Regions from separate parts of the Homo sapiens genome. Here region 2 is linked to region 1. Evidence: read pairs that join two places in POLR2A ChIA-PET (ENCODE). Cell type or tissue: GM12878. All regions are shown on one strand. Links, peaks and the distances in the headings refer to the core of each region. The heading gives the core; the rest is flanking DNA.

Region 1 (5,393 bases), core at 266-5,265:
TTAACTGATATTATGGAATAGATATATAATCACTATTGTCACCTATTTTAATGTACTTTTAAAAGAAAATCAATTTTATTATTTATAACATACATGAGTGCATTCTCTATTTCAAATCTGTAACATTGTGTGTGACCATTTACTATTATTCTGGTTATCTAAATTAATTTTAAAAATTCATCATCATATATATAGTTACTTATTTGCCTTTGTTTCTTTGCTGAGCATATATATATATAATATTTTTGAAAGAGCTGAATTTAGATTTTTATTATGCTTTTGCTACCACTGTCTTGAATTTTATTTGTAGAGTACAAATATGAAGTCCTAAATGAGCTTGAATTAAGTTACACTATGTTTTTCATTAAATAGATTTTTTAAAAGAATAGGCTTTGGGGAGACAATAAATATACAATATTATAAAATTGTATTTTGCTTTTAACTTGAAATAAAAGTTTAATCCTGAATGGTGGAAATGGTACCTGAAATTTTTCCCTCAATGTTTTAACAGATGAGACTCTTATCTGTTATAAATTCTGGATTGTGGTTGTCACCAATTTTGTGAAAGAAAAAAGAGCATTGCATTAGCCAATGATTCTTTGTCAAGTTACACTATAAAGTATTATTGCATTTTGCAACCATTCACTGATATTAAAAGCTGGGATTTTAAAGAAAAGCTTTAGATTCAGGGCCACCAAACTTAAGGATTATCAAATTTGGGGACATTGTATGAGAGAAGCCCAGGTAGGCAGTTTCTTTCTATTCTCATTCTTACCTTGAGGAAAAAAATTTAGTCATTAATATGCAAATATTCCCCTGACTTTATTTTATTTTTAACTTATTTCTAGGTTCCCTGTTTTTCTCTGGGATTAAACTCTATATTAATAAGTTTTTATGCTTTATTAAACTATTTATTATTGAAACTATATTAATACATTTAATATGAAAAATTAAAGTCAAAATCTCTTCAACTGAACTAGAGAGCTGATTTGAATATCTAGCTATTCAGGAAACACACATACACACAAATCACATTTTACTTAAAAAAACCTAATACATTTTTGCAGTTGTTTGTTTTTTATATTTTGGTCTTGAACAATTTAAAGTCTGTTGATTTATTTGTTATACTAGTTGGTAGACTGATCATTCAGGCCACAACTTATTCTAAGCATCCTTAAATAAGATTTATCAAGAACAACCATGGATATAAAAGTAGAAGTATTTTTTTTCCCTTAAGGGATTTCAAATCTAGCTGTAGAGAAAAGTATTACATATGGAAACCAAGAAGAACTATTTTGGGCGATGGTGCCCCAAACACAGCTTCTTCTAAAGGAAACATCACTGGGCTAGCCCCTGATGGGGGCTGCTTCTTCCCAGGCTGCCATCTTCTGAATCAGGAATGGTTGGAATGAAGGAATTCTTGATCTTAGAGAAGCCAAATCACAGATTTGCCAGCAGCCAGTTAGCTAGAATAAAGGATGAGTAAAGCTAAGCAGATACATTTTTGAGTAATCAGGTTAATGCCTCAGGAATCAACTTAGCTAATCAGATTTGCTACTCCAAACAGGCCATGAAAGCTGAGTTTAGACTAAGGTGCCTGTGTGGGACCACATCAAAAGTCAAGTTTTGAAGTGGCACAGAGCTAAAATAAACCAAAAGAGGCGGTTGATACTGGAGAACAAGAAACACTTGTGAGGAGTATGGCTGTTAAGTATGATAGAGCACCAAGAAAAAGGTGATTGAATTCTTGTTTCTAAAGTAGCCAGGGCTAACTAAAATTCAGAAACACCCTTTAGCTCCAGCCTCTGGGACGGGCTTTCTGAATACGCTTTAAAAAAAATCTGAGTTTGACAAATGAGAAATTTTGTACAGGTTATTTTTTGGTGAATGTAGAAAGCAGGCTTCAGGATTTAATTTTTAAACCCGTTTCTTAAGTCATTGGTCAACAAACATTTTCTGTCAAAGGCCAGATGGTATTTTTTTGGCATGGTAGGTAGTGCAATCATTGTCACAGCTACTCCACCCTACTGTTGTAGTGAAAATTATTCTTTTTAAATATTTTTAACCACTAAATGTATATAAGTCATTCAGCCCTAACAAAATCAACCAGCAAATTCAATTTAAGCCACGCATCATAGTTTGCCTGACTTAAAAGCACGAGTCTGGAATTCCAGATTTCTCTACTCAGCACTCATTCACAACTAGGTGACGCTGCACAGGTGGCATTCCTTCTGGGCCTTGATTTTCTTCTTTACAGTGGGACAACTGGATTATATGAGCTTACAGACCCCTATCCCTCTAAATGCTAAACTTATTTTCTCTCTCTCTTTCTCCCTCTCTATATATAGAGAGATATCTAGCTATCTATATATATACAGATGTATATACAATATATAATATTTATCTATATGTAGATATCTAGCTATCTATCTCTATATAAATATATATTTCCTCTCTATATGTCTATATATAATATATAATGTTTATATATAGATATCTAGCTATCTGTATATAGACATACATAAAATATATATAAAATATATAAAATTTCTCTCTCATAGAGATATCTAGCTATCTATATATAGATATGTATAAAATATACATATTTATTTACATATAGATGTATAAATATCAATATTTATAGAAACATAAATATACATATTTATTTACATATATATATATTTTTGAGACCTGATCTCAGGATCTCATTCTGTCACCCGGGCTGGAGGGCAGTGGTGTAATCAGGTATACATCACCACATCTGGCTAAATTTTTTTGTTGTTGTTGTATTTTTTGTAGAGATGGGGTTTTGATCTGTTGCTCAGGCTGGTCTCAAACCCCCAAGTTCAAGCAATCTGCCTGCCTCGGCTTCCCAGAGTTCTGGGATTACAGGAGTGAGCCACTGCACCTGACTGTATATTTTGGTTAAATCATTATAAAAGTTTATTTATTTTATGCTTTAAAACTTATATCCCCATATTCTATGTTAATGTCTATAAAAATCTACTCTTTTTTGTCATTATGAAATAAATGGAAACATAAACAAAAATTTATCCAGCCAAGATATTTTGTAAGCATAAAATGTATTTATGTCTATTTTACAAAGCAGGTCCTGGCCTCTGTTTTCATTATCTCTAGGTTTAAGTAGTGATCTTCTGATAGTAAGTCTTCCAGTTTCTGTTCATTATTTGTAGTTCTGCATGAAGTGTGCTCATCAACTGATTTTTTAGGGGGTAGGGATGTCAAAGCTTCATAATTTCTATGTTTATTCAGGTACCCACTGTGGATACCAAAAACCAGAAAGTAATTAGGATTTAAAGACTTCCATCAGTTTTTTTGGGGGGTGGTGAGGGGAAGTTTTTCATTATTGTAAGAGCAAGTTGAGTGCCAAAGATAGAAAGATAGTTAATATTTTTAAAGCTTTCTGTGTAGTTTTCACTTCTGTTTTTCTGTTATTATAGTTTACAACATGTAGAGAACTGAGAGTGACTGAGAGTACTGAGAATTTAACCTTGAGGAGTGCTTAACACATGATTTCTTTTCAAAACTAGACCGTTACAGTCACAAGTCCAACTTATGCCACGGTTTGAAATCTCAATTTCATATTCTTTCTGTATTTTTATTTTCATCCCAACTATAAAATATACTATGCTTCTCTATTTTCACTCTAAATTATAAACATTTCTTAGTATTATTCTATGTTTTATTTAAAAAGCAACCTGGGCTGGGCACGGTGGCTCACACTTGTAATTCCAGCACTTTGGGAGGCCAAAGCCGGCGGATCACCTGATGTCAGTCAGGAGTTCGAGACCAGCCTGGCCAACACGGTGAAACTCCGTCTCTATTAAAAATACAAATATTAGTTGGGTGTGGTGGCATGCACCTGTAATTCCAGCTACTTGGGAGGCTGAGGCAGGAGAATTGCTTCAACCCTGGAGGCAGACCATTGCACTCCAGCCTGGGCAACAAGAGCTAAACTCCGTCTCAAAAAAAAAAAAAGCAACCTGGAAAACAGAAATTATTATGCTAACATTCAAAATGTAAATGTGTTCTCACTTCAGAGATTAAGGAAACTGGTTGGAATTTGTTTTGTAGGCTTCCGAAAGGCACTTACCTTCAGTCAGAATTGACTAGATCAAGGAACATTGTGACATAGATGAAGTTAAACCTGAGCATTTTGTTAAACACCCAATACCTTTTAGAGCCATAGGTCTCCGCATTGGGTACACATTCACCTCTCTTTTCCTTGCAGGACTCAAGCCCCAGAGCTTTTCTGTCTTCCTTTTCTCTTTCTGATTCCACTCCTCACACCCTGTTCTGCTCTACATTAATCTAATAACCTAAGGACTATATGTGTCAACATTTGTATTAGAATAGGAACTTTTTCAGAATCCAGTGGCTATCTCCAAAGTGAGTAGAGGTGATATCCAAGGTAGGTGGCCTTAAGCCCAAACCTACTCTGCCTATACCTAGGAGTAGCTCTGTTGGGTCCACATTACAATATTTTATTTTTACTTTATCCAAAAATCAACTTCATTCATTCATAAAAAAGAATTATATGAAGATCTTTTATAAAACAAACTAGGGAGTCCTCAATATTAGTGTGAAAATGAAAAAGACAGGATATTCTCAGTATTAAAATCTTTCTTGCCCCCATGATGTGCTGAGCACTATATTAGAGAATTCACTAAAAAGTAAATTATGGTCTGTGCTTTCCAGTCACCGGCTGTTTGATAGGAAATGCAGATACAAGTAAATAATTGCAATAAGATATTTAAAATGCTGTAATTCGAGGTACTAGATACACAGATGACACAAAGACAGAAGTGGTTAACTCTGTTGGTTGGGGCAGACAAGACTTCATAGGAGACCACTGAGTTAGATTTTGAAAAATTAACTTTACAGATGAAGAAAGTAATGAGGAGTTTTGTGCCAAGACGTGGTGGCATGAAACACATTTGCCTTCTATTTTGAATAAAGAACTAGTCTTGCGAAGACTTGAAGTCAATAGAAAATCCATTTTCACGAAGGTAGTAGCTACCTCCAATATTCAGGGGATAGTGGCACTGAATCAAGCTTCAATACACAGCCGTCAGTGGCATTGATAATGTGCAGTGATATACTTATTGGATCAATTAAATTGTATAATCACAGTTACTGTTCTGTCTATAGTTTCATTTTGTCCTAACATTTATAGAGCCTCACTCCAACCTTCCAGATTATTCCCCTAGTTATCCAATTTCCTTTCAATAGTGTGTTTCATTTTTCTTAACATAGCAACTGTTAGTTTCTGATGTACCTAGATACCCTGGCTCTTGCAGCAGTAAAGAACAGGAGTCTTGAATTTTGTGGTCATTTTTTGCAGAGGTGGAACAGTTCAGAGTGATGTGCTT
Region 2 (5,393 bases), core at 140-5,139, 240 kb after region 1:
AGCAATGGAGGAAGAAAATATTTGTTAAGTTCCAGTGTTTGTGAAAGTATGGTAGGTAGTGCATGTTTTCACTGGGTGAATTGAAAGGACTGCAAGACCCCAATCACATCTCCTCCTAGACGATTGTCTTCCTATCTATTTTATCTAGGCAACAAGTTTCAAGACTATTATTTGTTTCTTTTTGATTGTTAGCTGTTGCACATTAAATTTTAAACATCCCAAAAGGAATGCAATGCCCTACTTCTCTCTCAGTTCTTATAGGGCTTTCTATAGAAGTGTGGATTCAATGACAGGTCAATAAAAAGATGTCTCACAGGCAAATGCAGACTGACTGACTGACCGTAGGATCAGATTGTGCAAGTTTGGAGGAGAGGGATAAGAGGGCCTGAGAGTTAGAAGTATATAGCAGAGCTGAGTACCTGCACATGAGAAATATATGCATACGTATCTGGGATGAAAAGGAGATCCTCAGTCTAAAAACGTTTAGTCTTAAGTGTCTACATAAATCAATAAAATATGTAGAGCCTGTGCTAACTAATGTTTTCACAGAGACTGTAGTGTTCTCTCTCTTTCTGAGTCCCCAACCCTACTATCAATGGCACTAATGTCATGTATTCTGTCTATTAAATTTAGAAAAGAATTGTTCTGTTTACCTGCATGAAAAATTCATTGCTCCCTGTACTGTAAGTGGCTTTGTGTTTAACACAGGTATATCTTACTTGTCAAATTGCTTTTGGGGTTAAGAAATTTTTTTAATTCCCTGCCTTTATTTATTATCTTATTACATTTTTAACTGTTGATGTTTATTTTTTATTTGACATTCAATGAATTTTCTCTGGGTCTGCCTTTTTAGTACTGGCTGATGTTTTATAACATATTGATTCCCAATATTTTAAACTCACCCACTGTTGATATGAGGATCACACTGGGAAGTAAGATGTTTACATCTCGCTATGAATAGCAGATAAATGAAATAATAAAGGTTGTCAAAAGCTGAGGAATAAAGTAAGCCAGGTTCTTGTTTGCTGTCAAGAATATATTGCTATGGAGCTTAGAACCAGCTAACTTCGTAATGGACACAGTGAAGTGGTTCTGGGCAGAAAGCCACTCTTTTAAACATTTGAAATATCAAAGAAAAATTTTACAAAAAATATTATTCAAAATAGAATGTTTTATATTTGTCCATCATGAAGTACTTTATTGAAAATAAAAACCTTATGATATCAGGCTCTAGAGACAGACTGTTTCAGTTCATATCTTCTCTCTGCTCCTTCCTAGTTCTGTGGCCTGATCTTGAACAAGTCATTTACCCTGCCAGTGCCTTGGGTTCCTCAGCTATAAAATGCAAATAATAATAATGCATCTATGATTGTTATGGGGAGCAATAGAGATAATGCATGCAAGCATTTAGAACATTGCCTGGTGCATAATAAGTGTGTAATAAATGCTAGCTATTGTTTCTGCTATTATAATTAGTTACAAAGGAATTGCCTATACACAATTCTGTAAGTAGAGGCATATACATTTAGCCTTATTTCTGTATTTTTCTTTTGAAATAAGCAACACATTTAACTCATAGAATATCATTAATTGTCTACTTTCTCTGATTCGAGAAATAACTTATCTATTTCATCAAACTAGCCTCAATTTTTCCAGGCAAAGTAGAGTTCCCTCATTTGTTGTCTCAAAGGACTGAGCTCATACTATTTCATGGCACTTACTGCATTATATCCCAACTTGTCTGTCCTCATATCTATTCCCCCAAGTAGAATGTTGATCTTTTAAATGCAAGGGCAATATTTTATTATTATTTTCACCTCCAGGACTGAGGAGAGGGCTTAGCAAAGAGTGCTTGAAATGAAATGGAATCTAGTGTTTTTCCTACTTGGACTTCCATTTTTCCTGACCTCTGTATGTATAACGAAGTATCATTTTCAAGTTCTCTATGCTCACAGAAGTCAAGTTTTTAAAATTTGATTTAATAGGATAACAAGGTTGGAAATTAAAAAATGGTTTGCATAGGTGCGTTCTGTAACTCCCTTAAAGTACACACTGAGTGCAATTCCAATCCCGGCCTGGACTGTGTAAACTTTTAACAAACATTTTGTATTCTAATTTCACAGAGAATCTATTTTTATGCCTTTCAAAATAGTTCTGAAATTCAGGTTTAAAAAAAAGAACAAATAATTGACTGTGGCTTTTACTTCTCTAAATCTGTATGCCAAGAAATACTTTTGGTCCTAAGTATTCTACTAATTTAAATATCATATGATACACACTGACTTAGATAGTGGTCAGTGAGAAATCTGCTTGGATTGCAAGTCATTCCCAAGGCATCAAAGTTGGTAAGTGAGAGAACCAGATCAAGCAAGTGACCTTACTAATGCAGATAGTAATGAACGGTTTCAGCTAGAGACCACCCTATGCCACAACGAACCAGAAGAACTATGAATTTGAACATAATTTCATACAAGAATTGACTGATGTTGACCTTAAGAAATTATTACTCATATACAATGTACATTAGTTCCTATGACATTAGCTTAAAGCTCAAATATTCTCTTTCTATTTTTGGTGCCGAGCATGCTCCTATGTGGAAGGAAGAAAACATCCGTTATAGCTCTTCCTAAATTATTTCTTGGAGTTAGTTTTTGGCAAAGGCATATGTTAAAACTTATCTTACTTCAAAAGTGAAATGTTCCAACCAGCAGATATAGAATTTATCTGCATATCTGTGATGACCAGTTTTAAAGAGACTCGTCTTCAACTAGAGGCAAGATATTCTACTTGTGTTTAGTAGCAGTTACTAAGCCCTAAAGTAGTAATAACTAATAGTAATTTTAAAACTTTCAGAGGTAATATAGGAAATCCATATATATATATACACACACACACACACACAATAAAAATACATCAATACTGATTGTGCCTAGCTAAAGAATATAAAGAAGTACATAATGTGTACATATTATATACATTGAGGTTGACAGCTAGTTAAATTCACGCTTGGCTTTATTCAGTGTTTGGTTGCCAGCTGCTTTTCTTTTGTACATTGTGATTAATTTCATTGTCACTAGATTTGATGTTTCTGAAAGAGTCTTTTTCTGAACCTAGTCAGGAACCAGGAAGGGAATTAGGAATCCAAGTTGTTGGAGCAGTCTCTATTGTAGTCTGATCTACTCACTCAAATTCTATGGTCAGATAAAGACCACGAAAGAAGAATAAAAATAATGACAGCATTTTTTGCTTTTCAAATGAAACTCCTTACAATACTGCTGTAGTTTTTTGAAATATTTTATTTGTTCTGCATTAATATATATTTCTAAGCTTTTAAACTTCTGAGAAAATGAATTAAAAGGGATATGCTTTCTTGATTGGTATGTGAGAAACCCCATGGAATGTGTAATACAAAAAGCTACATAGGCAAAATGTTTTATAAGCATGTTTAAAAGGGGAATCTATCAAGCCATTTCTATATGCTCCTGATTGCTGGCTTGTGTGCTGTGAAGAACAAAACTTCAACTCAAAATGCAAATCATACAGGAATCGTAAAAAGGCACAACCCAACCCTGCTATCACAGTAATTAAGATTTTCAAAGTAAAATTATTTTCTTCCTTTTTCTCTTCTCTGTCTCTCCTTTTTTTTTTTTTTTTTTTTTTTTTTAAAAAGAGGCAATTTAATGGGCTTAACAATTTTGGGATGCTTTTAGATAAGGATGTTACAGGTAAAATTTATGCCACATTTGTCAAAAAAAAAAAACCCTTTTTGGTACATATTAAGTCCCTCCCTTAATTAAGCCTTCTGGGGTTTCAATGTGTTGATCTCATTTTAAACCAAGCTCAGCACAATTAGACACACTGAGGAGATGGGAGATAAGTGGTGTATATAAAAACATTTCAGACACAAATATTTCATCCTACAAGGCCCCGATTTTCTCTTTCCATTTTAAAAAATCTGGGCTCAAATAAAGAAAAAAATTGATTATTTTCAGCTTGTCATACATCTCATTTGGAGTGGGTCAGACCTCCCCATTCACAATTACAACTAGTTAATCTTATCATAGAAAAATTCAATTACATTTATCAAGGTTATTCCATAGATTCAAGCTATTGCTTTAAGAAAATGGATTTTAGTGCTAGGAATGTTAGCATTGTGTGTTCCCTCAATTTTAAAATAAAAATAAAAAATAAATAATTAAATCTTGCCTTTACATCTATATTATTAATGTAGAGTTGTAATAAAGTAATATTTGACAGCTTTGTAAAAAGTATTATTAATACATAGATTATGGAAGTTTAGGAGGGAGGCTCATAACTGTTAATAGACTTCAATTCTCAGCCTACACTGACATTTTAAAAAATCTAGTTTCAAATTTGATAACAGATTACCAGCTAGGCTGGAAGCCAACCACCTGATTAAGGCAATTTAAATGCTTGCAAAGTGGTGAGATTAAAATCAAATAAGTGCCGATTTTTTTTCCTGCTTCACTTATCTTTCCCTGGATTCGTTCCTTAACTACCAGGTGGTGGAGGACTCTGGGTAATTTTCCTCTGCGCCAATTACCCCAGGATGGTTTTTAGGGTGAAGCAGAATAATTACTGCACTATCAATCCAAAATGGGCTGCTTAATGTGTTTAAGAGAGATTTTGAGCCTTAGCAGGGAGGCTGCCTGAAGCGTGCTCTGCTCGCGGTGCCAAAGCCCACTCGGCCTACTCGGATAGTTAACCGTTCAGTGAGAAGGCAGCACACACCCAAGGTGAAAGCAAACAAGGAAAACTCCTGGGAAGCTGTGGGAAAGTTAATGAGCTGCTTCCAACGTGTGGCAGGCTGCAGTCGCAGGTGGCTGACAAAGCTAGGCAGGTTAAGAAAATAATATTTATCATCCAGCTGCCAGGACTGTCTTTATCAAAACTCTTTCTAAAATCCATACAAGAAGAAGAAAAACGGGCTTGAAAAAAATTTTTTTGAAGAGAAACAAAAACAAAAAGCCCTGAGCAGCTGTGATTCAAATGCCCTATTCTTGCTGATGGGTTAGAAAGAAAGAGGGAGATAGCGATTGAATCTGACAGCAATTTTTCAACATTTTCCTGCAAACAAAATGGAAAAAGAAAAAACAACTAAATCAGATTATTTATTTAAAAATTAAAATTAAGCTGCAACTTTGAAATGACACCACTAAATTCTATTTTGTAGCAACCTCAAATTAAGTAACATGTTCCATCTGTTGAGCCTGCTCTGAATTTCCTTAATTATCATTATTTGAATGTAAATTTTGAGTTTTAGCCAGTTTGTCCAAAGAAGCACAATGCTAATTTAAAATAAAAATAAATCATTATCTGTAAGGGGACTGCTGCTGTTTCCTCCATTTAGTTATTTCTTTATATTGGTATTT

Evidence for each region. ChIA-PET counts read pairs that join two places held together with the same protein. Peaks named below come from ENCODE experiments on the same cell type or tissue, not always from the same donor. Only the 100,000 strongest peaks of a DNase experiment are listed, where the experiment ranks them.
Region 2: POLR2A ChIA-PET joins it to region 1 with 6 read pairs; 2 of 35 experiments call an interaction of 5 or more read pairs at or near these places.

Annotation. Positions count from the first base shown.
Region 1 is chr12:16,633,460-16,638,852 of GRCh38, forward strand. No RefSeq gene overlaps it. Among named protein-coding and RNA genes, the nearest start is that of LMO3, 30 kb to the left of the region's middle. In GM12878, for the core only: no CTCF peak of the experiment used is centred there; a DNase peak (open chromatin) is centred at 3,382; H3K4me3 peaks cover 385 bases; H3K27ac peaks cover 1,328 bases.
Region 2 is chr12:16,876,454-16,881,846 of GRCh38, forward strand. The region is part of intron 3 of LOC105369677 (a long non-coding RNA gene); the gene reads right to left. Among named protein-coding and RNA genes, the nearest start is that of LMO3, 270 kb to the left of the region's middle. In GM12878, for the core only: no CTCF peak of the experiment used is centred there; no DNase peak of the experiment used is centred there.